Linked DNA regions of Homo sapiens: regions 1 and 3 are each linked to region 2. The links are chromatin loops, found by intact Hi-C in ENCODE. Cell type or tissue: endothelial cell of umbilical vein. All regions are shown on one strand.

What was found. A loop is a pair of places that touch in the nucleus more often than their neighbours do. Peaks named below come from ENCODE experiments on the same cell type or tissue, not always from the same donor. Only the 100,000 strongest peaks of a DNase experiment are listed, where the experiment ranks them.
Region 1: it touches region 2 in a loop (13-fold over the local background); 14 of 110 quality-filtered maps call a loop at or near these places.
Region 3: a loop joins it to region 2, with 8 times the contacts of the local background. A loop is called at or near these places in 42 of 110 quality-filtered maps.

Annotation. Positions count from the first base shown.
Region 1 is chr3:99,111,680-99,119,679 of GRCh38, reverse strand. No RefSeq gene overlaps it. Among named protein-coding and RNA genes, the nearest start is that of LINC00973, 200 kb to the right of the region's middle. In endothelial cell of umbilical vein, a CTCF peak has its summit at 4,932; a DNase peak (open chromatin) is centred at 4,919.
Region 2 is chr3:99,748,996-99,756,995 of GRCh38, reverse strand. All of the region lies in intron 2 of COL8A1 (collagen type VIII alpha 1 chain), which reads right to left. Among named protein-coding and RNA genes, the nearest start is that of CMSS1, 65 kb to the left of the region's middle. In endothelial cell of umbilical vein, a CTCF peak has its summit at 3,432 (motif pointing right); DNase peaks (open chromatin) are centred at 945, 3,465 and 5,175; H3K27ac peaks cover 2,932 bases.
Region 3 is chr3:99,640,442-99,648,441 of GRCh38, reverse strand. All of the region lies in intron 1 of COL8A1 (collagen type VIII alpha 1 chain), which reads right to left. Among named protein-coding and RNA genes, the nearest start is that of COL8A1, 5.8 kb to the right of the region's middle. In endothelial cell of umbilical vein, a CTCF peak has its summit at 3,019; DNase peaks (open chromatin) are centred at 241, 931, 2,231, 3,011 and 1 weaker place; H3K4me3 peaks cover 1,894 bases; H3K27ac peaks cover 7,265 bases.

The sequences.
Region 1 (8,000 bases), 640 kb after region 2:
GCAAAATGGGAGGATAATAGAGCTCTTGGAGGGCTTTACTGAGTAAAAAAGCATGATGGAAATGGAGTGGAGAACACAGAGCCTTCCACACAGTTAATTTTCAATAAATATTACCTTTTAGTCTAAATGTTGACATGTGGTAGATGGATGAATAGTATGAGTCACAACCTCTGCTCAGCCACTGTGTTAGCCAGGGTTCTCCAGAGAAATAGAATCAAAAGGATATATAGAGATAGGTAAAAAGAGGCTTATTTTGAGGGATTGGCTCACACAGTTATGGGGGCCGAGAAGTCCCATGACCTGCCATCTGCAAGCTGAAACCCCAGGAGAGCTGATGCTGTAGTTTCAGTCCAAGGCTGAGGCCTGAGCACAAGAAAGTCACTGATACAAGTCTTAGTCTGAGTTCAAAATCCTGAAAACCAGAAGCACCAATGTCTAATGAGAGAAGATGATGAATGTCCGTGCTAAAGGAGAAAGAGCATTTGCCTTTGTTCTGCCATTTTGTTCTATTTGGGCCTTCAGTGGATTGCATGATGCCTACCTGCGTGGGTGAGACTGACCTTCTTTACTCAGTCTACTAATACAAAGACTAATCTCTCTTGGAAACACCCTCACAGTCATGCTCAGAAGTAATTTTTTACCAGCTATCTGGGTATCTCTTAGAGCAGTCAAGTTGACACATAAAATTAATGATCACAACCACTAACACTTTGGATTACTTTGGGCAACGTTCTTTAATCTCCAGGTAATCACATTCTAAAAGAAGATGCCAATTCTATAAAATAAGGTTTCTAGTGAGGAAATATCAGTCAATGTGACAGGCAGAAGGGTCTTCAACCTAGATATGATACAAAACAGGCATTGATGGATATTATTTCCTTTTCCCATTCAGATGGCAATGTAAAAAACAGCAGAAGCTAGTCATAGGACCATTATGAGACCCCGAAATTCAATTGGGCAACATGTGGAATTGAATTTATTAAATAACTGTGGTATTGCTACAAGCATAATGAAATGACAGTAAGCCAGCTGGGAATACCAGGAAAATGAGTTACTCAATTCAAACCCATTCAGATCACCCTAAAAAGTGATGGTTAGCCATGCCAGTTTAAACATAGAAAGCACTCAGAATATTTGTGGTTAATTAGAAATTTCAGGATAGTGACAGCATTTCAAGAATCTCCCAATTGTTTGGTCACAGTTTTGTGGGCTCAAACCCAAGACACTACTACAGGAGAATATTGGAGTGCAGATGTCCATCCTCCACCTCTTCAGTTCTTAAGATTGATTTCCCCTGAAACTGCAGAACCAGTGTGGTCCTCTCCTAATATTCATTCCTTCTCCCCTCCAATTTGATTAAGTAAATCAAATTGGGCTATAGAACGCTGATCTCCAAGTAAGGTGGATTAAATCTGATTAGTGTAGCATAACCAACTCTTCTGAAGTGATAGGTCCAGAATAGGCTCTCAATTTTATAGGAATATTTAATTCAGATTTTCCTTGCCGGGAGAAAAAGAGAACATGAACATCCCCTCAAAACTCTTTCCAGGAATGTTATAAAATATTGTACTATCCAACTCTTTAATCAAATGATAGTAGCATTCAAAACATCCTGTACTTCAACATTTTTGTCTAGATCTTTGCCTATGTTACCCAAATGACACCCTTTTTACAAATTCAGTGCAGTGTAGGGGACCACTCTATAGAGCCAGGACACAGACTTTCCATCCAAAAGCCACAACTGTGGGGGGTAGGGGGGTGGGGGGTCATGAAGACATTTCTGACCAGAACTACTAAGTGCTGACCTAATAGCCTTTTTCCCCACCTTCCTCACAAACAGAAGCTTGATTGTATGCCTGGCAATGTATCCAGCTTACACAGTACATTTTCCAGGTTTCCTTGAAGCCAGGGGTGAACAAGGTACTTAAGTGAATATCTGAGAAATTTTGAAGGAGCACTGACTCAGTTAAGAGAGGGAACTTCTCACCCTTTTTCCTTCTCCTCCTTCTTCCTTCCTATTGCCCAAAACTCAGATGTAATCACCGATACTCCAGCAGCCATTTTAGACCAGAAGGAGATCTTGAAGTTAAAACTAATGTTTTAGCTCAGGCTGCCTTAATAAAATGCCACAGACAGGGTGGCTTAAACAACAGATATTTATTTTCTCACAGTCCTGGAGGCTCAAAGTCTGAGATCAGGTGTCAGCATGGTTGGTTTCTGGTGAGGCATCTCTTCCTGGCTTGTAGGCATCTGCTACCACACTGTTTGCCCATGTCTTTTTCTTTGTGAACTCAAGAATTCAGGGCAGAGATGGGTAAGAGAGGGTTTTCTGATGCCTCTCTTCTGATAAAAACAATAAACTAATCTTAGCATATCAGGGCCTATCTTGGTCAGTTTGAGCTATTATAACAAGATACCATAGAGTAGATGGTTTAAACAACATAAAATTATTTCTCACAGTTCTGGAGGCTGGAAGTTCAGGAGCAAGATACTGGCAGATCCAATGTCTGTTTAGGGCCCTCTTCCTGGTTTCCTAACGAGAGTAGGGGAAGCAAACTCTTTCCTGTCTCTTTGTATAAAGGCATTAAACCCATTCACATAGGGTTCTACTCTCATAACTAATTACCTCCCAAAGGTCCTGTCTCTAAATATTATCACATTAAGAATTAGACTTTCAACATACAAATGGGGTAGTGGGGACAGACATTTAGTTCATGGCATGACCTCACCCTTATGACCTAATTTAACTGCCTCCACAAAGTTTCTATCTCCAGATATAGTCACATCGGGGGGTTAGGACTCTGAGCACATAATTCAGTCTACAGAAGATGGGTAGCAGAGTTTCTCTTGTGACACTGATGCCAACATTGAGCCAATATACAGCCTTAGATTGCCTGTCTCTAAATATCCTTTATATGAGGAAAAAGAAAAATTCTTCTATCTTGCTGAGTCATAGAGTTTCTATAGATTCAAACCTAATCCTATATAATACAATATATATTCATTTATTCATTCAACAAAAATATTTGAGAATGTACTATGTCTTGGATACCATGCTGAGTACTAAGAACTGAGAATAACAAGACAAATCAGATTGATCCCTTGGCTCTAATGAGCTCATGGTTTTATGAAGGAGACAAACATGAATAGGTAATTCACATTTTTAGTGTTCTATAATGATCAGAAAGAAAAAGTGAACAAAGTTCTCAAATAAAGCTTAGCCTGAAAGTTTGGGAAAACCTACTCAAAAGTAGGATTTGAACCTATTCTTGAAGGATGCATGGAATTTCAGCAATTTGGAGGTTGAGTGTTCTCGACATAGAAAACAGTAAAAGCCAAGGAATGGAGGCATGGAAGAGTAAGGAATGTTCATTGGAGAGTGGGAATGTTTCTGTAATTAGCGAAAGATGATGGGGGTGGGAGAGGTACCTAACAAAGAAGCTGGAAAAGTAACTGGTGGCAATTGCCTTATTATACCATATTTAGATTTTGGGGATTTACTCTATGGTGATAAAACACATTGTAGATTTTCTACGCAGTGATGTTAAGGAGCAATATTATTAGATTTACATTTTAAGAAGATGATTATGCAGGTAGACTGGGATCAGGGAGACTGGGTAGAGGATGATTATAATAATACTGATGGGATATGATGAGGATATAAACAAGGCTAAGGGACAATAGTTAACTCATTCATTTCAGTTCTAACCTACCTTGTCAAATGAGTTGCTAATCATCTTCAGATTAGCTTGCACGGGCCAGTAGACTCCAACCCAGAAATGTAGCATAAGTTCTTACCGCATTAAATAGCAGCTCTTGAAAAATGGTCTCAGCTGCTATCATTTAAGTGTCATTAAGTGCATGTAGAAAGAGGACATCACTAAGATGGTAAAATAGAAGGTAACCCACTTATATCCCACCACCACAACAAGAATTTGTACCCATCCACAGTCAAAAGTTTCTCTGAGGAGCCTCAGGATTGATGTGGGAGTTTGTGAAGCCCCATTGGAGCCCAAGGCCAGACCTTGAAGGGTCATTTTGAGAGTGTAGACCAACACCCAGGTGTCTAATCCACTGAATCTGTTCCTGAGTTCCAGCTCAAAAACAGCCCAGTCTTCTAAGCCGGTTGGCCACATTTCCATTAGTTTATGAGCCTGCAACCAAAACCATTTGCCAAGGAGTCCAGAGGAATTCCCTCACACTAGTGCCTTGGTAGAGAGGCTCATCTGCCCACTGACAATGGTCTCGACCATGCTTCTGAAAGTTGCCTTCCATGGATCTGCTCCAGTCCCCACTTCATTGAGTTTCCAGTTCAGAGCTGCTTTTGTAAGGACCCAGAGGGAGACTTGACCATATCTCACAGCCTGGCAGTCTGAGTCTCCCTAATGGGCTCACCAATCTCTGTCCCACAGCAGATCCCAAGGGGACTCCGTTTCGGCTCTGGCCCTTCCCTTAGCCTCAGGGAACTATCCAGTTTTGCTAGAAGACATGTGCTCCTCTGAGCAAATCAGACCAGGCTCTCCAGCCTCTGCCACACAGCAGATTCTGAGAGGCCGACTGTTAGCTCCAGCGCACCTCGCTGCAGTCAGGAAACTATTCCATCTATGCAGGGAATTCTTGGGAGACATACACCCCTCTGAGCCAATGAGACTGGGTTCTCCAGCCTATATTCCACAACAGATCCCAAGCAAGGACCATCTTAGCTCCAGCCCCTCTGGCTCCAGTCAGGAAAATATCCTACCGGTGCAGAAACTTGCGGGGAGGCACACCTCTCTGGGTCACCAGAACAGTTTCCTGTACTCAGGTCCCTGGCGACCATTTCTACACAGCTCTAGTATCCTCCTTGGGTCTTCCCTAGGTCCATCTGGCCCCAAAAGCCATATCAGCCTCAGAGTCCTCCTGATACTCTCAGCAAGCCTGGTCTTAGACTGTCCCCTAGTGCTGAGAGAGGTGCAGTGGTCACAGGCTCAGGGAACATAGTGGTCAGTCTGCTTAGAATCCCTGAAAGGCCCTCTGAAAAAGGACAGGCACAAAGCAAGACTTTCAAGACTAAATTAAGTACCTAATCCCTCGATATACAGACATTGTGGCACATCCACAAGCATCTGTGCAAGGAGCATTAAGAACATTCAGGGAAATATGATCTCACTAAATGAACAAAATAAAGTGCCAGAGACCAACCCTAAAGTGATGGAGATGTGTTATCTCCCAGACAAAAAATTCAAAATAGTTGTTTTAAGGAAGCTGAACAAACTTTAGGAAAACACAAAGAATCAATTCAGAAATTTATCAAAGAAATTTAACAGAGAGATTGAAATAATTAAAAGTGTATGTAGAAAGAAATTTAGTGAAGTGATCAGGGGCAGACATAGTGAACATGCCAGTGCAGAGGCAGTCCTCCTACTTGCTGCCTATTTTCCTTGAGTGCTTGGGTTTGCTCCATACTGCCATTCCCCTACCTAGACAAGAGGACCCCAGGTGTGCTGCTCTGTATCCCTGGCCGCTAATTTGGTGCCGTACTCCTACCTTCTGTTTGCTCATCACACGCCTTTATTTTCTAAAAGATCTCCCTATATGAGATACCACTCAAAATAATATTATTTCCAGCTTTGTGTTACATTTCTAAGGCACACATGAATTATCCCTGTGTTCCTAGAAGAGAGTTCTAATTAGATCTCGATACCTGTTTAATTCTGAACTATGAAAACTTTATTCTCATGATCAGTACTTCCCTGAGGTGCTCTTTCTACGGGAGTCTCTTTTTTCCCTTAACATGGTTTCTCTTTCTTGCCCACATGCACTCCTCAGGCATTTGATGGAAGCATACACTAACTCCTTCCTTGGAAGTGATACTGATAAATGAGTATGTATCAGGGGCAGAATGGTGACCAGTTAGCTACAAAGTCAACTTGCAGCAAAAGCACAAAAAGGTTAGCTTTTCTTTGACATCAATAATGAGGACACAATTTCTTATGATATTTCCTTAGAAATTGCAAAGTGCAGAGTGAAAATACAATGTATTTTTAGTTCTTTGCCTTTCCTCATCCGTTGAAAAAGCAAGCAACTTTTTTCTTAAATTTAAAACTCATTAATCACTTCTGGATTACAGATTAATTTTATCTGAACATTTCCATAATGTCTGAATCCACACATCAATTATGTATACACACACACACACACACACACACGTGTATGTGATTTTATTCAAAACCAGGCCATCTAAAAAATTAAAATGGGAGGCTCAAAATAAAAATGGGAGGCTCCAAATAAAACATGATTACTTTCCAAGATTTCCACTGTGTTCTGATTTCAAATATTGAATTTTTTTTCTGGGATCTGTTGTTGTTTAAATTGTCTGTTCACCAAGCCATGTTCTCAGCTGGAGCACTCAAAAGCAGGGACATATTTCTGTATATATTTTTAAGGTTCATTCACATTATGTTTGAAAGTTGCAATAAATCAACTTAATTTGAATCAGTCCATAAGTTTATATGCCTGTCTAAACTTTCTGTTTGAATATAAACCGTAAGTGCATATTTTCCCTTTAATCATTTTTTTTTCTGTTTAAATGCTGTTTCAAGACTTCAATATGTGTTTATTCGCATTGTTGATTTATTCATTCATTCACCCATTCAGCAGATATATACCATGCTTCTTCTATGTGACAGATCCTATATTGGTAAGTGTGGAGATATAAAGACAAATAAGACATGATCTCTATGTTAAAGGGCTCTCAGTCTGGCAGCGGAGTGGGGCTTTGTAGTTCACATAGCATTTTCAAATACTTATTCACCCTCAATGACCATTACAGTGGGTTTCAACTGGAATGCAATGAGAATCACCTGGGAAGCTTTAAAAAATTACCAGTGCCTGGACCCCACCTCCGGAAATTCAGATTTGATTTCTCTTGGGTCAGGCCTGGTCATGGGCATTTTTTAAAAGTTCATGAGATGATTCTACTATGCAGCCAAGATTAAGGACTGCCGTTCTACTGTTATTTAATTGCTGTGGTTCTCCTTGGACACCATACTGTTTCCCATGCCTGAGTTTTTGCTTCTCTATCCCTGTACTTACTACTTTACATTGGAATCCTTTTTCTGGTTTTCAACAACCCTCTCACCCCCTGACACACAGACACAGTTTTGAACTCCATCTTATCCATCTTGTAGACCTGAGTGCCTAGCACAGTACCTTACCCACAGTAGGAGCTCATTGTTTGTTGAACCATCTTCAACTTGATCACAAAATATACTACTTTGTGTTATCTCTTCTACTTCAGCACAAAAGATGAAATCTTCCATCTGATTAGATCTACTATTTCATTTTTGTCTCCTTCTTGCTAAGGACCCAGGGCAATTGCCCTGGAGCAAGGCAGGAGGACAGGAAAAGTGGTACTGTGATGTTCTACACTCAAAATCATCCCTCCTCACTAATTCCTATTGTTTCATACCTCAACTCCCTCTCTCTGTGCTACATTTGGCAGGAAAGTAAGGAATGTGGCCATTGACCTAAAGCAACCCAGCTCATCCAGCCAAGGTTGCTGTCGGGAACCTCAACAGATCTTCATTAAAACAATTTTTCCTACTGACCCTTAAAGATATACCCAGCTGGGTCAAAATTCAAAATATGCACCAAGTTTAGACCTTAACTGTAAAATCTATAGCACTCAATACTTACGAAATTTCTTTCTTGATAATAGATCTTTACAGTGTATTTTTCTAACGGAATGAATGTTGTTCAAATGTGTTAGGGCCATCCCAAGAAATACAAACCAAGTACTTTAATTCTTCAAACAAGTTAAACTATTAGTATTACCAAAACAATTTGTAAAATTTAATAATACAGTAAAAATAAAATATTAAATGCTTTATACTAGTTTCTGGGCTTAAAACTGACTATTTTGTTGTATATGTGAATTTTTATAAACATGAGTAGAATAAAGTTGTTTAACATCATAATATTTAATACCTTTATTTTATTGTTATTTACAAAAATTAACA
Region 2 (8,000 bases):
CATAGCTAATTCAGATCCATCAGAGAAGCTAAAATATTTAAAAGGAGCATTCTCTGTAAAAAGTAGGGACTGAAAAAGAAACCACATTTCCTTGGAATTTAGTGATCCTTCAGTTTTCTCTGCATATGGATCTTTACACTACTGTTTACATAGTTTTGGCTCTATGCTGGATTTACTGCTGATTTTGGCTAAGACGTTTGTATCCCCAAAGTGAGTGTTTTCTTGATCATGCTTAGGTGACGTGATGGTACTGTCCCCAAATCTTTGAGTCCAAGTTCAGCACAGCGTAGCTGCCTGGAAATTGAAGACCCTGGTTCCCATAAAAGAACCACTGGCTCAGAGACCAAGCACATTTCTTCCCATTTCTACTGTAACATTTATTTCTCAAGAGTATAAATCTCAGGCCGATATTTAACATTCTTTTTAACTGAACTGTGGACGTTTTCCTTGTACTTCTTGAAATAGTTAGGAGCTAAGCTTCTATTATTCATATTTATAAACATGTCCTAAACAGGAGGCATGATTTTATAATTCATGAGTCTTTGAAACTATTTTTACAAAGGAACACTTAGAAATATTACATCATATCAGGACCATGGTCTGGTTCAGAATTCTAAGAGTGGAATACTCCATGTGGCAGAATATAATTATTGCTATACATGGCTTATCCTAAAACAGGTGGTGACATTTTCTAAAGATTCTTGGACTAAAAGTCTTTTTCACTTTCAAAAATGAATTCTCAAATTGAGTTCACTGGTACAATTGGAGGATTATAAGATTCAGAAAATGATTCTACCCCAAGCTCCCCTATTTTGATAAATGGTATTCGTACTTATCTAGTTGCTCAGGCTCAAAGTGCAGGAGACATTCTCGATATCTCTTCTTCTCACACATCCAATCCATCTGCAAGTTTTATGATCTCTTTAATGAAAATGTATCCTGAGTCACTGGGCACCGATCATGTTTTGCCTGGACCAGTGCCTTACCTCCCTGTCTCCATTCATGTGCGGAGTCCAATCTCCTCAGAGAAACCAGAGTAATGATTTAAAGAAGTAGACCAGATCCTGTCACTCTGTTCAAAATCCACCTGTGGCTCCCCACCCCAGTTCATGTAAACTCTGAACTCCCCTCCACAGCCTGCAAGACCTAAGCGATCTGGCTCCGCTCTCTTCTTTGACACCATCTGCTCTTTAGTTACCAGGCTCTGGCCAGTGGTCTTCTTGCCATCTTGCAACAAGCCAAACTGGTTCTCAGCCTTGGGACTTCCCATTTGCCTGAACTGTCTTCCAGATCATTGTGTTGCATGGCCTTGCCTTCTTCAGATCTCAGATCACATGTCACCTCCTCAGAGTGGCTTGTGTTGACCATTCAATTTTAAACAGCATCCCTCATCCTATCATTCTCTATCCCTTTCCCTTATTTGATTTTTCTTCATGATCAACATGGTATTAAATATTTATTTATATTCACATTTATCAACTCTTCTCCAACTAGACAGAATGTAAGCTTTAAGGGTAGAATGGCATTTTTGCCCTCATTCACTGCTAAACTCCCCAACCTAAAACAGTGCCAGCCACATAGCAGATTCTCAACACATATTGGTTGAGTGAATTAATGGAGTGTTTACTATCCTTGAAGTCTAATTATTCATTTACTTCTACTATATTTGTATAAAGAACTTTTAAAAAACTCAACTATCAGAGGGAGTCATCTTATTTCAGGATTTGATTGTTAAACTATAATTGTGGGGCCAAGCATAGGCCTAATAACTAGGATATATGAACCCTCACTTATTTTTTCAAGTTGTTTAAAGTTTCTTTGCTTCAATTTCCTTTGTTTTTCTTTACACTTCTGTGTGTCAATATCTTTATTTCTCAAATGGTGTTGATAATAAGCTTATCTAGCCTAATTTTAGGGTTGCTTTGGTGACTAAATATGTGCAAATACTTGAAATGACATCAAGAAATCTACTAAAATGAGGTACTGATAGTTTACCCTACTGTATTTTAATTGTTACCCATTATTCCTCTGACTCTATGTTTATTTTTCCTTCATTACCATGAATTTGATGCCAGCAAGTCTTAGCATGTTACACATATACAGGTGCAAAGAAACCTAGTACTGTAGTACTTTGGTTTGATAACTCTGGTTTGGTCTATTGAGATAAATTATTTGGTAACTGAGATGTTTTAGATAAGGAGCTAAAAGGATTATCAGGGACCTGGTTTTTAAATCCAAGAAGATCTCTGGTAAGAGAAGGTTGGAGTGAGAGGGGGTTGAACCTCAATCCACTGGCAAATATGTGATCTTTCTGTAGGAGTTCTTTGGTGAGGACCCTTGGGAGGCAGAGAACAGGCAGGGATGCAGAGCTCAGGTGCACAGGCCAAGTACAGTATTCAGAAAAATAAAGGAAATGTGTATCTTTCTTATTGAGCTCTTTAATTCTCCCACAAACACCATGAGTGTTATTGTTTACTGCTAGCACTTATGGACGATAGACCAGGAGATCAAACCTCTTGTCCTGGCTTCTTTCACACATGAGAGACAATTTGAAAAAAAAAAACAGTATAGTTATTATCCATGATCTCCCTCTTTGCTCTTGTGATCGCATTCAGTGGATAACTTGAGCAGCTACTCTAAAATTTAATCTGACTTTACAGAACCCCTAAACCACATTTTTGGGAATTACATAGCTATGTAAACTATGGTTTTATTTTTTCTACTTCATAGATGAAAAAGTGGATCTAAGTGACTTGTCTAAGATTGTATAGCAGGTGGAAAAATGATTCCAAATCTTAATCCAAGTTGGTGCTCATTTTGTTGCATTTGGCTTTCTGTAGGTAGAAACATTTCTTTAATTATTGGATATAAGCTGATTTCATTTGGAAGGATCAGAAAAAAATTATTTATTCAGTGTATACTTAATAAAATTTTGCAGACCCATATCTGTAACTGACAACAGTTTACAAGTACTAATTGTTTCAGCAACTATGTTTTAAATTGATATAAGAGAAACTGGTTAGTGTAGTTATCTTCCCAGTAGCTGTCTAGGTTCAGTCCAAGCTCTACCATTTTACTGACTGGGCAACCTCAAGCAAGTCTTTTCATTGCTTTGTACATTTGTAGTTTTATTTCTTGTCTCCAAACTGGGAAAATTTGTATTATCTCATGGGTTTGCTGTGAATAATTGAACATATATAAAGCATAGAACCATGCCTAGCACATAGTAAGTACTATATATGTATTTATTTTCATAGTACTGAGATACAAATGTAGATAAGACCGGAGCACATTAGACTTTATCCTTAAGGGATCTCATTTTGAACATAGTTTTGTGTAAAAAAAAAGCAGTTTCTAAATGAAAAAGCAGCATTTCATTCTGTAGTCTCTTGATGCAGTAATTCAAAGTCATCACTAGATGGCAATTGTGATCCATGTGACTTCAGCTGCAGCGGTACTAACTGATGGGTCCAACCCTGGCGTCAGTGTTTTCTATACCCTATAGCATTGAGAAGTCAGGCAGTTTCTTTCCCACAAAGTGAGCCTTTAACAAAACTCCAGTCAGCAAAGCTTTCATTCTGTGGTCACCCTTGGGGCTCACCCATAGGCACCTAGTCCTTGTGATGGCAGCCTCACAGAAGTGTGGGTTTACTTGCCTGCATCTTATCATATCAGGAGTGCCTTTCACCAGATAACAACAGGACAGTGTCAGGATCCTGTGTCAAGAAGATCAGTTAGTGGTTCTTAAAGTGTGGTCCCCCTGCCAGTAGCCTCACCATCATCTGGCAATTTGTTAAAAATGCAAGTTCTTGGGCCCCATCAGATCTGCTGACCAGTATTTTAATAAGCCTTCCAGATGATTCTGATGTCTGCTAAAGTTTGAGAACCATTGAGATAAACCAGTGCATAGCATCATATATAAAGGTTGGTGCTGGAAGGGTCCTCAGATAACATTTTGCCCAGTCCTCCCATTTTGCTGAGAAGGAAAACTGAGGTCCAGGGAAGTTAAATGATTTACCACAAGTCATAGCAGTAGGCATGTGGCAGAGCCGGGCTCCAGGGCTGGTGAGTTGCATGTCCCAGCTTTCCTCATATACCCATCTCCCCTTCTCCCCCTCTAAACTGAGGCCACTAGGTGCACATTCTAGCCTGATACCTACTCATGAAATTAAAAAGTCATTTATTTATGCGGGAGTTTGTTCATTTCAATAGACATTTCTATGATGATACAAAATTGAGTATGATGAATTCACTGTAGTCCAGAGTGTGTGCATATGTGTACATGCATGTGTGTGTGGGGGGGCATGTGGGGGGCGTGAGGGAGAATCAAGTAAAAGTCCTCATCTCAATTGATAGGAGAGGGATATATGCAGAGAACCATGGGAAATAGGTGAGTGCAATCAGGGATTAGGTAACGCAGGTAAGAGGAAAAAACTTTGGAGCTGACCTTGGGTGATAAGTAGGAGTTCAGCAGATATAGAAGTCAGGATAGGGCATTTGGGGAGAGGGATCAGAATATACAAGCACATGGCGCCATAAAATAGTGTAGGGGAATCACAAGAGTTTTGCTTGAAGGGAAGGGAGTAGTAGAAGAGTGATCATGTTATAAATAATAATAATATTACTACCACTACTACTAATAGCTGGGACTTATTAAATGTTAACTATGACCAAACCCTGTACTAACCATTTTATATCTATTATTGATTTAATTCTTAAATGATTTTGCAAGAGTCTACTCTTATTTCTACTTTACAGATGACAATGAACATGTCCACACTGTGCTAGTTTCCTTAAAACCAAGTGTTACTATTTTCCATTTCTTAGATCAACATTAAACTTAGAAAAAGAGCTTTCATGTTTACTTCTTCCAGGATGTCCATAATGCAAAGTAAGTATCTATTTGCAGGGGATGAGGAGTATATTCTTAATATATATAATTTTATTATAAGCATATTTTCATAAATGCATTAAATCAGGAGGATTTTGGCAATAATTTGGATTTTTTAACTCAAAGAATGAATGTCCCATTATTCTTCAGCATATCAGCAACTTTAGAAGTAGCCAATTTTTCATGATAATAGAAGAATTGTGTCTTAAAAGTGGCTAAGAACGCTCATTTCAATTGCTTGACTCACTAAAGAAAGGAAGCTGAGTAATGAATGAATAACCTGGTCTGAAATCATTGGTCTGTTTTATTTTTAGTTTTAACTTTATAAGTGTTCATTGTGAATGTGCTTTCCACAGTCACTGTTAGCGTCTTTCCTTCATTGCGTAGGACTGCCCACAACCAAACTAAAAATTCGAGTTATAATTAAAGTTCTAGTAGGATTCAAAATACCTAATTTTTCGTCAGTAAGATTCAAGATGTTTCTGGATTCTTTAAGATATTTTTGAGTGATTTTACTTTTTCCTGAGAAGATAAATTTTCTTTTCTTTTTTTCAGTCTCACTCTGTTGCCCAAGCTGGAGTGCAGTGGTGCGATCTCAGCTTACTGCAACCTCCACCTGCCTGGTTCAAGCAATTCTCCCTGCGTCAGCCTCCCAAGTAGCTGGGATTACAGGCACCCACCACCACACCTGGCTAATTTTTGTATTTGTAGTAGAGGCAGGGTTTCGCCATGTTGGCCAGGCTGGTCTCAAACTCCTGACCTCAGGTGATCTGCCCGCTTTGGCCTCCTATATTGCTGGGATTACAGGTGTGAGCCACCATGCTTAACCCTGAGAAAATAAATTTTCTGTTCCTACTTTCTCATCTGCAAAATATTGGCATTGGAGGAGGTAATCTAGAAGGCCCCTTCCAGCTCTAATGGTCTGTGGATTTATGATTTAATGATTAAATGGCACAAATAACTCATTTCTGAATTTTCTTTGTAGTAAAATTTTAGTATTCATGAAAGAAATTATAAGACCAAATCTCTCTCCATAAATTTTTAAATGGCATCTCTAAAATAGCTCTATATTTCACTTTTTAGGATCACTGAGACTCTATCCAGCTCAAAGATGTGTTTATGTATTTCCACCTGACATTTTACACACTTAGGAGCCAATCATAAGGCCAGTTTTAAGTAGATGCCATTAGAAATGATTGATGGCCAGTTTATGTTTTAAGGTGAAAGAGGTACACTTTAATGATGCTCTACTTTTCTGATTGCCACAATAACAACTTTCAGCTTTACCAGCCCGTATTACAACTTTGATCTTTACACTCATGTTCATAGCTGCAGGTGAAATGCTTTCTCAAGAAAATCTTGAAAATTCAATCCAATTTTTAACCTTTCTTGTCTAGAGAAGTTGAATAGCCTACAGGTTGCTTTATCTTGAATCAAAGAAAGGGCAATAACACCTGGAAGGAAGAACCTATTACATTTATTATTATTTTTTAAAAATTTTGTGATTGAGAGCAAAATTTGCATTTTACTCCCCCTGGACAATTTTGTCTTTATCACCTATCGATTTTGGAGTCAATTACAATATTTTTTCTGTTTACCAATTATAAAAGCAATATATGTTTTTTTGAAAAATTTACAAAAGAGTATACATGAGGGCACAAAACTGTCTAAAATTCTGCCACCCAGAGTTGGCTATTAATATTTTCTTTTTATTTAATTCTAGGTAAACATGAACATTAGGAAACTGGGGCCAGGTGTAGTGGCTCACGCCTGTAATCCCAGCACTTTGGGAGGCTGAGGTGGGCGGATTCCTGGAGATCAGGAGTTCAAGACCAGCCTGGCCAACATGGCGAAACCCTGTCTCTACTAAAAATACAAAAATTAGCCAGGTGTGGTGGTGTGCACCTGTAGTTCCAGCTACTCAGGAGGCTGAGCCAGGAGAATTGCTTGAACCCAGGAGGTGGAGGTTGCAGTAAGCCAAGATCATGCCACTGCACTCCAGCCGTGGCAACAGAGCAAGAATCTGTCTCAAAAAAAAAAAAAAAAAAAAAAAAAGAAGAAAAAAAGAAAAAGAAGTTGGCAACAAGTTATACATTCTATTTTGAAATATTCTTTAAACAATTAATATATAGTTAACTCATGCATAATTTTAAATCTCTACCTTCAAAGATAACTTATCACTATTATTGTATAAAAGTTTATAAAACTCTTTAGTTTTCATTATTTTGTGATTTTCTTAGAGCCATTTTGATTTAGGTTCCTTTTGTTTGTTTGCTTTCATCTCTCCTTGTTCTAGAAAATATTTATGGTAATTTCAGCACCTCTTCTTCCAAGTGAGTATAATGGAGGAAAGCAAACCTCTGAAATTCAAACTATGTAGTTTATTTTTTAATTTTTTTTTACATAAGACCTTTGCTTTATGAACAATAGGTAAATTTTAACAAACAGGAATAGCACTATAAAGATTTCTATTGGAACATAAAGAAACCCTTTAGAACATGAATAGTGACTCCCCTTCTATTTAGTCATAAGTATGCATTTTTCAAAAGCATGTTCATAAACCTATCAATCAGTGTTCTCTTTGAGAGTAGAGCTCTGGTCTTACTGCTCAATATTCCCTCAGTGTCTAGAACTGTTCCTGATCCATTGCATTTTCTAGGTAGATGCTTGTGGAGCTTAAATGAATAAAATAAAATCAATTCCAAATATTCTTACACTGTCATGATAGGTTGAGTTATGATTTTAAATTGCTTTGAAATAAGAAGCAGTAGTGGTTAAGACCTTTGGTTCTGTTCCCTCTTGCTGATTTTCAAAGCCCTGTAAAGATGAAGTGAGAGAACCTTGGTGTAACTCTTAGCATGGTACTTGAGCCCACATAATAACTGCCAAATAGATGCTAGTTTTTAGTTATCTGAGCTATTTTTTACTATACATATTTTTTCTTCTAAATAAGAACTCATTTTTCCTGAGGACTTTCAGTTAGATTGTTCCATAACAGAAATAAGCTATTTATTTAGGGATTGTATGTAAAATATCTTAATGACTTTGTAGGTAGAATAAAACATACTGTACAACAAAGTTATATATAATTATTATTTTACATAGTATA
Region 3 (8,000 bases), 110 kb after region 2:
CACTGTATTAAACAAGAAACAGAGCCAGTAAGCAGTGTCTAGGAACAGAGCCACTAGAATTCTCTCACTTTCTTTATGAGTCAGAGGCGTTGTCATAGGAAGTTTATTTTTATTTTTTTCCTCCATGATAGGACAAGACATCATGAGAAGCAGCACAGGCGGGCAGGAAGACCATGGACTTTGGACTGTGACCTGGATAGAAGAACCTGCTCTGCCTCTTCCTAGCTGTGTGGCCCTAGGCAATTTGCTTAACGAGTGGAGGCTTAGTTTTTCTCATCGTTAAATTGGGAATAATAACACCCTTCTTGTAGGGTTGACATGGGGAATATAGATAACGGGACTAGCACAATATCTGGTCCTGTTAGATAACAAATAGCTTTTATTATTATAACCATTAATGATGTGTTTGAATTTCTCCCTTCTCCTTTAGATGACTATGAGCTACTTATTTTCTGAAAGCAGAGGGTGCTCAACTGTGCCACTTACGGGATACTGACCTCCAGGCACTAACTTTGTGAAGTGGAAAGATAATTCCCAGAGTAATGTCCTAAGAGAAATAGTAAATTGTATGGAGTGGGAGGTCTGAGTGTCATAGATAAACTAAGTAATTCCTCATTCAGTAAATTACACCAGAATATCAGTGTGTTCCTCCTACAGAAATTAGCTCCCTATTGATGGTGAGAAAGCAAATGCTCAAAGAAAATATTTGGCCAACGATCTTGGTTAGTTAATGATAGTAAAGATAAAGCAGGAAATTAACAGCTCAGAGACTGATGAGCTAGTTCAAAGAATTATCTAGGCTCCTTGTTTATTGAACTTATTGCTCATTGTTGGCCGCTTCTCTCTATACAGTATCCAGAGAGTGGGATGGAAAGGAAGAGACAACTTCAATTTGTCCAGTGTTCTAAAGATTTTTTGGGTAGAAGTGGAGGTTGAAGATATGAGAGAGAGAGAGAGAGAGAGAGACTTGAATAATATTTCTGGCATTCTTGCTATTATTGTAATAAAGAATTGAGCCATAGAACAAAGGCATGTTATCTGCTTCTTTTGTTCCTGTTTCCCCTGGGTTTTAGAAATCTCTCTACATATCTTAGAGTGACATTCAGTATGTATTACTTAACAACTAGCAAGACTGAAAATACCATGTTCTGACTGATCTTGAAATAATGCTGCAGGAAGTGATTCTTAAACTATTCTTAAGCTGTTCCGTAGAATATCAGTCCCAGGAGATGCGCTCAGGCAGGGTAGATATGTCATCAAATGTTTAAGGAACACTCGATTGTAACATCTTTGAAGGATGAAAATATATATAGCATATAAAAATTTCTGTGAAGCCATACAGTGAATAAAAATGTTTAATATTGTTTCATTGAGTGTTTCTAAAGCTTATTTGACCACAGAACTTTTTTCTGTATAAACACTGATGAATCCCAGGTAGCAGTGTTTTGAAATGCACTTTGGAAAATGTTGAAGCAAGGGATGCAGAGATTTTATACAAAAGTCATTATTAAACAGTTATCTTTCTCCAGTTAAAATAGAGTTTTTAGATCAGAAACCCTGTATTGTATGTGAGAAATTCCCCTTTGGCTGGTCTCAAAATACAGATTGGTAAGAATATAAGCCTTTTAAGACTCTTTAAGCCATTTTCTAATTATTATTTGTTTTTTTACTTTCCACTTACCCTTGATCTTGTTTGGCCTTTTGAGATATGTGGGATTGACCTCTGTATTCTGAGAAACAAAAATGCTCTTGCTATATCTTGGAAGGTTATGTGGCTACTTGACATTTTATCCCATTTTGACTGATTTTGTATAAATACTTTGAGCCCTTCCTAGTTATTGTAAGTATAATCCATTTACCGTACTAAATTAGTAACCGTAAAATGCATGCTTAATTAGTATCTTTCTGAAAAATACTTGACAGGACCTCACATGTCTCTAAGTGGTAAAGAAGGTAGTTATTTAAAAATTGTTCTGCTTAAGATAAATAAATTAAGGCACAGAGACGATCAGTGACACGCCCCTTGCCCCAGAGAGAGTCAAGGTGTTTTTGAAATTAAAACACTGAAGATTTTCTGGTGATTCACAAGTCACATGCACACCAACTCCATAGCTTCATCTCTATGGACACAAAAAATGATCTTAGAGGATTGCTGTTTTGCTGTGAATGTCATAATTTTTACTAAGCAAGCAGCTCTCCTCTGGTGTGCCAAGGATTTTTTTTATGGTCCTAATTGATCTCTATCCCCCAAAGGGTTCTGAATTATGCAAGTGTCTCAAGTCTTAACAAGCCATCCCCACACAGCTGTGCAATGGAAATGTTCAACAGAAAGGTATTCACTTCAGTCTAGGCAAGACCCTGGCTGCTCCCTGGAGAGACCCAGATTTAGGGGAGCAGGTTCTGGACCCTCTGGGTGGAGAAGCCTATTTGGCCCATTTCTGTCTTTTTTTCTCCCAGCTCCCTTCCCCTTACTCCACTGACAGGGAGGGTCTAGTCACCGCAGGCTTCCTCAGTCTTTGTGCTTGTCTCTCACTGACCCCCAGCTGCCAGGCTTTGTTTATTACTGAATTGAGCATTTAGATTCAGTCTTGGCTGGTGGTAGCCTTGGAAAGAACATTTTCTAAGATTGTTTTAGTTTTCTTTCAAATAAACTTCCACAAGCCCGGACATTTCAGGCATTGCTAATGCCAGAAATGTGGGTGATTTATTCTTAGAGGCTTAAATTAGGATTTTTTTTTTTTTTTTAAAAAGAAAACTAACAATGTGATCTACTACAATGGCATACATTTTAGCCATTGGTTGTAAGGGACACTTTGCTCTGCCTTCGATCCGAAAAACTTAAATCTAAAGGCCCCTTCTGGGACCAGATCAGTTTCTATTGAGACACCCAGCCCCTGGCTCCCTCTACTGGTGAACAACCTCCCTCTCCATTTGGGCAGCAGGGGATTGTAATTAACTGGGGGCTGGAAAAGGGACTAGACATGTCCTTAAACTAGAACTGTGGATCCAATAGCATATTTTTGCCACAGATCCCCTTTCTTTCCTCATTCTTCCAACCTCAACAATCTTGGCTACCTAACTCACAAATTCTTAGCTCCCCCTAGTGCCCTCCTTCATGTACTTTTTGGCTTTAATCTTATGTCTGCCATTTAACAAGAAGTCGCTTGTTTGGATTGATAGCATTGATGAACACCATGACTCCTGGACTTTAAGACTGGGCAATCGCTAAGTAGATCATTAAAGAAATACAATAATGTACAATCATCACTGAATTTATGAATGAAGTTTAGGCTTATCGTCAGAGTGTAGACACCATGCTAGTTGGAAGAAGATCCTAAATGGGATGTTGGCTTGAAAATGCGTCCCACCTGCCCCATCACAGTGCTCTTCGGTCAGCTGTTAATATTTGAAATCCTCCTACTGAACTGAAGGCAGCTGCAACTTAACCCCTCTGCTGCCATAAACTAGCCATAATTGCCTTAGAACACAAAGCCTCAATTATGCAGGCCATTGGCCCAGACTTCCAAAAAGCAGCTGTTTTATCTAGCTAACAGAGGGGACTAGAGAAGCTCCCCAATAGGCTAGATACATGTTATTTCCTAGAGAAGTTGACAGCTGACACCCACACCCAGGCCTATTTAGTTAGAGTTGGAAAAGTAGCACATGAAGTGATTGTCTTCAGTCTCAGCACATCAAATGATCCAATGCCTAAATATCCTGTGATGTAAACACATCAATTGGAAGCTTAAGAGGGACAGTCTTCAAGAAAGACTTACTTAAAAGAATGTTTTCACAGTGATGCTTAGCCATAGACTGTGTTAAATTTAACATATAATAGATCGATTTTAGAAACACACTTACTATTTCGGAGATATGGAAATAATTGTCAGGCATGCTTCAGAGGAAAGTGAAGAAGCATCTGGGCTAACATCTGTCTGCTTATTCAGGGTAAATTGTTTACAGAAACAATACAAGAATATTCTTTCCTGCCTTCGTCACTTTCTATGATGGAGTGACTTTATGTGTTACCAATAATTGTGTTGTTATTTTAGCAGAGAACATTTCAATGACTTGACATCCATGGAGTTATTATCCTGGGTCAGAGTCAAGTCTAAAAGGAGGTGAAATGAGGTTCCTTTCCCACTTGAGGGCCAGTCAAATGATAAGAAGAGTTTTAATAGATATGGTACTTATAAAGCTTTCACACCTGTGTCATCCAGGCTTCAATTAGTGTTGTATTTAAAGAACCCTGACTCAAACAGAAAGTCATCTCTCAAGCATTTGAGAGGGTCTGGTTTTGGACAATGCTATTAAAATCTCTTGTAGCATTTCAAAACTCTTGGAGATTCTCCCTCCTCTGTTTCAGAGGAATAAACTCTCTTAGCTTCACTGTCTTGTCTCTATACTCTTAGTCCCTTGATCACCTCTCCCCTCTGCCCCTCTGTTACAACAAATCTCATACCTACACATTCTGACTGATGTGTCCCTTAATGTTTTTCCTGATTATCCATTATGGGTATTTTGCTCTTTCTCTCATTAGAGGCCGAGGAAGGTACAAAATGGTTAAATTGGCAACACTTTGTCTGTTGGGTGGAAGAGGAGAGTTACGCTGTAAATCTCACATTCTAATTCATTTGTTCTCTCAAATGAATATTGGAACTAGATCTTAAGCCTCCTGTAAAAAATAATACAGTTTCTAGAACTCAAGTAAATATGGGAAGAACTAGTGAGAATATTGCAGACAGGAAAACGGCTTAGCCATTGCTAAGGCTAAAATGAACTCTTCTAGATTTCCCAAAGCAAGGGAGAATCTTAAACTCAATACATTTGAGACCTGAGTCACTGTATGTCTGTATAGACTGTTTTCTACGAAGTAAAATTTACTTTGTAAATCCATTACTTTGTAGAAAGTAGTTTTATAGACTATATTTTCTACAAGTAAGAAAGGAGTTTAGGAAAATGGATATTTTATACTTAGCTTTTTTCCCCATTCATTCACCCACTCAACACAGATTTACTGAGCAGCTACTATGTACCATATCCTGGGCTGGTTAAAAACATACCATCCCTGTGATGGTGATGACCATTGACTTCACTCTTCACAAGAATTTATGTCAACGTGTCCTAGACATTTGGTAGTAGAGGTATAGCTGTAGTCCAAACCTCTACCAAGCTATGGTTTCTGAGAGCCCTGTATGTTAAGTGCCTACGGAATGCTCAGCATAGTCAAAGACACCTTAGATTCACATTATACGAGGAGCCACACTGCAGTTATTCAAGATTAAGCACTGGCTGGAGAAACTGGCTGTATGAACTCCAGCCTTGGGTGTGCTGTACTCATCTGGGTGGCCTGGGGAAAGACATTAATCTTTCTGATCTTTTGCACCTGTAAAATTAACTTTTAGTTACAATTAGCTCCAAGGTCTTTTCCAGCATTTATCTTTTATGATTCTCTAAAGTTTTTTTAATTTCCAAGAAGTTATAATAAGTACTGGATAAGTAAAATGGCTTTGAAACCTCATCTCAGATATTCTGTTGGAGGCAAGTAGCAATTTTAAATTACTTTCTTCTAGGTATGTGAATTAAAGTTTAGAAAAATGTGAAGCTTTTACATTTGATAGGGTGAAAATTTATATCCTATTTAAGAGAAGTATGAGGAAATTTTTGGTAATGAGAGAAGCCACAAGTATGAGTGGTTCTTTAGAAACTTGTTCTATGAGAATTAAAAAGAGATTTTTTCCAGGGAAAGAACAAAGGAAATGTCACAGAGGGACTATGACTGCATCTGCACATCCTGAAAGGTTTGCTGAAGGAGAGAAGGGTCAGTTTTTGTTGTCCAGGAGGGACGATGGAAGTGAGCCCCAAATAAATAGAGGACACCGAAGGTGAATTGTCAGGTGTGTGTTCATATTTTACATAGTCAGCTAAAGTTGTTGCTTTTGCTCTTATCCTACATTGAGAAGTTAGAATTCATTATTTTTATTTTTATTGATTACTCTGTGATCAGTTTTGGTGAACACTTTTTGTTTTATTCACTTCAGTTTGATCTGATGCAATTTCAATGGCTTCATGAATTTGAGTACACACGACTTCAGGCTTGTAGACATTCTAACCTTGTGTGACTCCCTTTAACCCCATTCCTGCAAATCTGCTTGAGGAAAAACTATGAAGAACCTTCTCCCTCAAACAACAAATGGAGTTACTAAAGTGATAGAGGGATCTCTCATTAGCAGCTTTTCTCTGTTTGTGTTGAAATGTGGTTAATGCTCATACTTCTCACTCCTTATCTCTCTAGAAAGGGGAAGTTTAATAGAGCTATAATTTAGTAGTGTGGGGTGTAACCTGCTGTTAATATCTGCCAGGTCACTGGAAGATCTTCTTCATTATATTCTTAGCATTTTGTGACAACTTTTGAACAGGTTCTTTAAATAAATGTGTATTCCCAGATGCTTTAGGGATTGAGATATCCTTTTCACACAATGCTAAAAAGAAAGATTCTCTAAATTCCAAAGGGCATTCATTCTCCCCTTAATTCTCCTCTCCTCTCCTTTTGGTTTTCTTTTCACTCAATAGTTAGACCAGTGCACCTTTCACAAGAATACACTCAAGTTTCAAGATCTGTACCTTCTTTAACTTATGTACATGTATGTTTATAGGGGTCTGGTTGAAGAGAAGGAGGTCAAGGCAGAAACACCTAGCTCCCAGAGGGTTACTTGGAGGACCAGAGGTTTTAGGAAATACGGTGTGTCTCAATCTGTCTGCAAGTTTCCATACCAAAGTGAGTAACCATGGATAAGGAGTAAATTGCTGTTTCTAACTTTTAACTTACAAATAAGCACTCAACATTACACTTTTCAGGAGACTTAGGGTTGGTTTTGTTGACGTGACCCATCTGTTAGTTAAAAACATGTTTTAAGGAGTTTTTTATTTTAACTCATAGTATAGCTTTTAGAATTATGACTAGCAAATTACTGTGGGTTTTTAAATATGGGGCAAACCTGAAATCATTTTCATCATTAGAACCAAGCTGTTCTTTTCTGCTAAAGAAGGAGGGCTAAGAAGAAGGGCATAGTAGAGATGGATCTTATACTCTCATTGATTAAAAAACAACAAACAAATAAAAAGACAAGAGCAGACATGGATTTTTGCTCTTCCCCATCCCCTCATGTTCACATAAATGAGGGTTGGGAGAAGTTGCGTTTCGTAACAGAGCTCCTAATCTTGCTTTTCTCCTAGGGCACTTCTGTGATTCCTCCAGCTTCTCTTTCAAGTCCCTTTTCACCCCAATCCTCTTCTCCTTGATTTTTATTTCATAAATAGGAATAAAGTGGCATATGTTTTCTGATCATGAAAAGGATATCATTTTATAATTTTGACAGTAGTAGAACATCTAAAATGCACATTTCTGTAGGATCAGCAAGCCCTCAAAATCAGTAGAGCTCCCTTCTTGTGTCTCTAGTGAAAGCGGCAGCTTCTCATCTTATCTTTTCTGAGAAACATTAAGAAGTCCTCCCAAGTCTGCCTCAATGGCATTGGTTGGGTATAGTCATGGACTTGATCAAGAGGCAGCTATATAATGGCAAAAAGAGGAGACTCACGTGAAGTATCCACATCCCATGCAGAAGGGGAGATTTGGGGGCGACTACATGAAACTTCGACACTGATTTTTCTAAAAGCTTAAGAAGAGCAGTGTCATCTTGCTTGGTATGTACCCTATGGAGAAAGGATAGCTTTGCTCCTGGGAAACTTAGATCATGAGCAATCTAAGATGATCTCACTCAGTTATTTAGGGGCTTGAACTTGATGGGACATAGGGAAGGCAGTTACTGTTTAACGGTCCATAGCTGGTCCGGTGGATTAATTGCCAGAGAAAGCAGAAGTAAACCCTTGGAGAATACTTTTATCCCCAAACTTAGGAATAACTGGAAGCTCATTTAAACTGGGAGCATTTCCCCCTCCACCCCAAGAAAAGATAACTTCCCTCAAGGGGATCTGGTGAA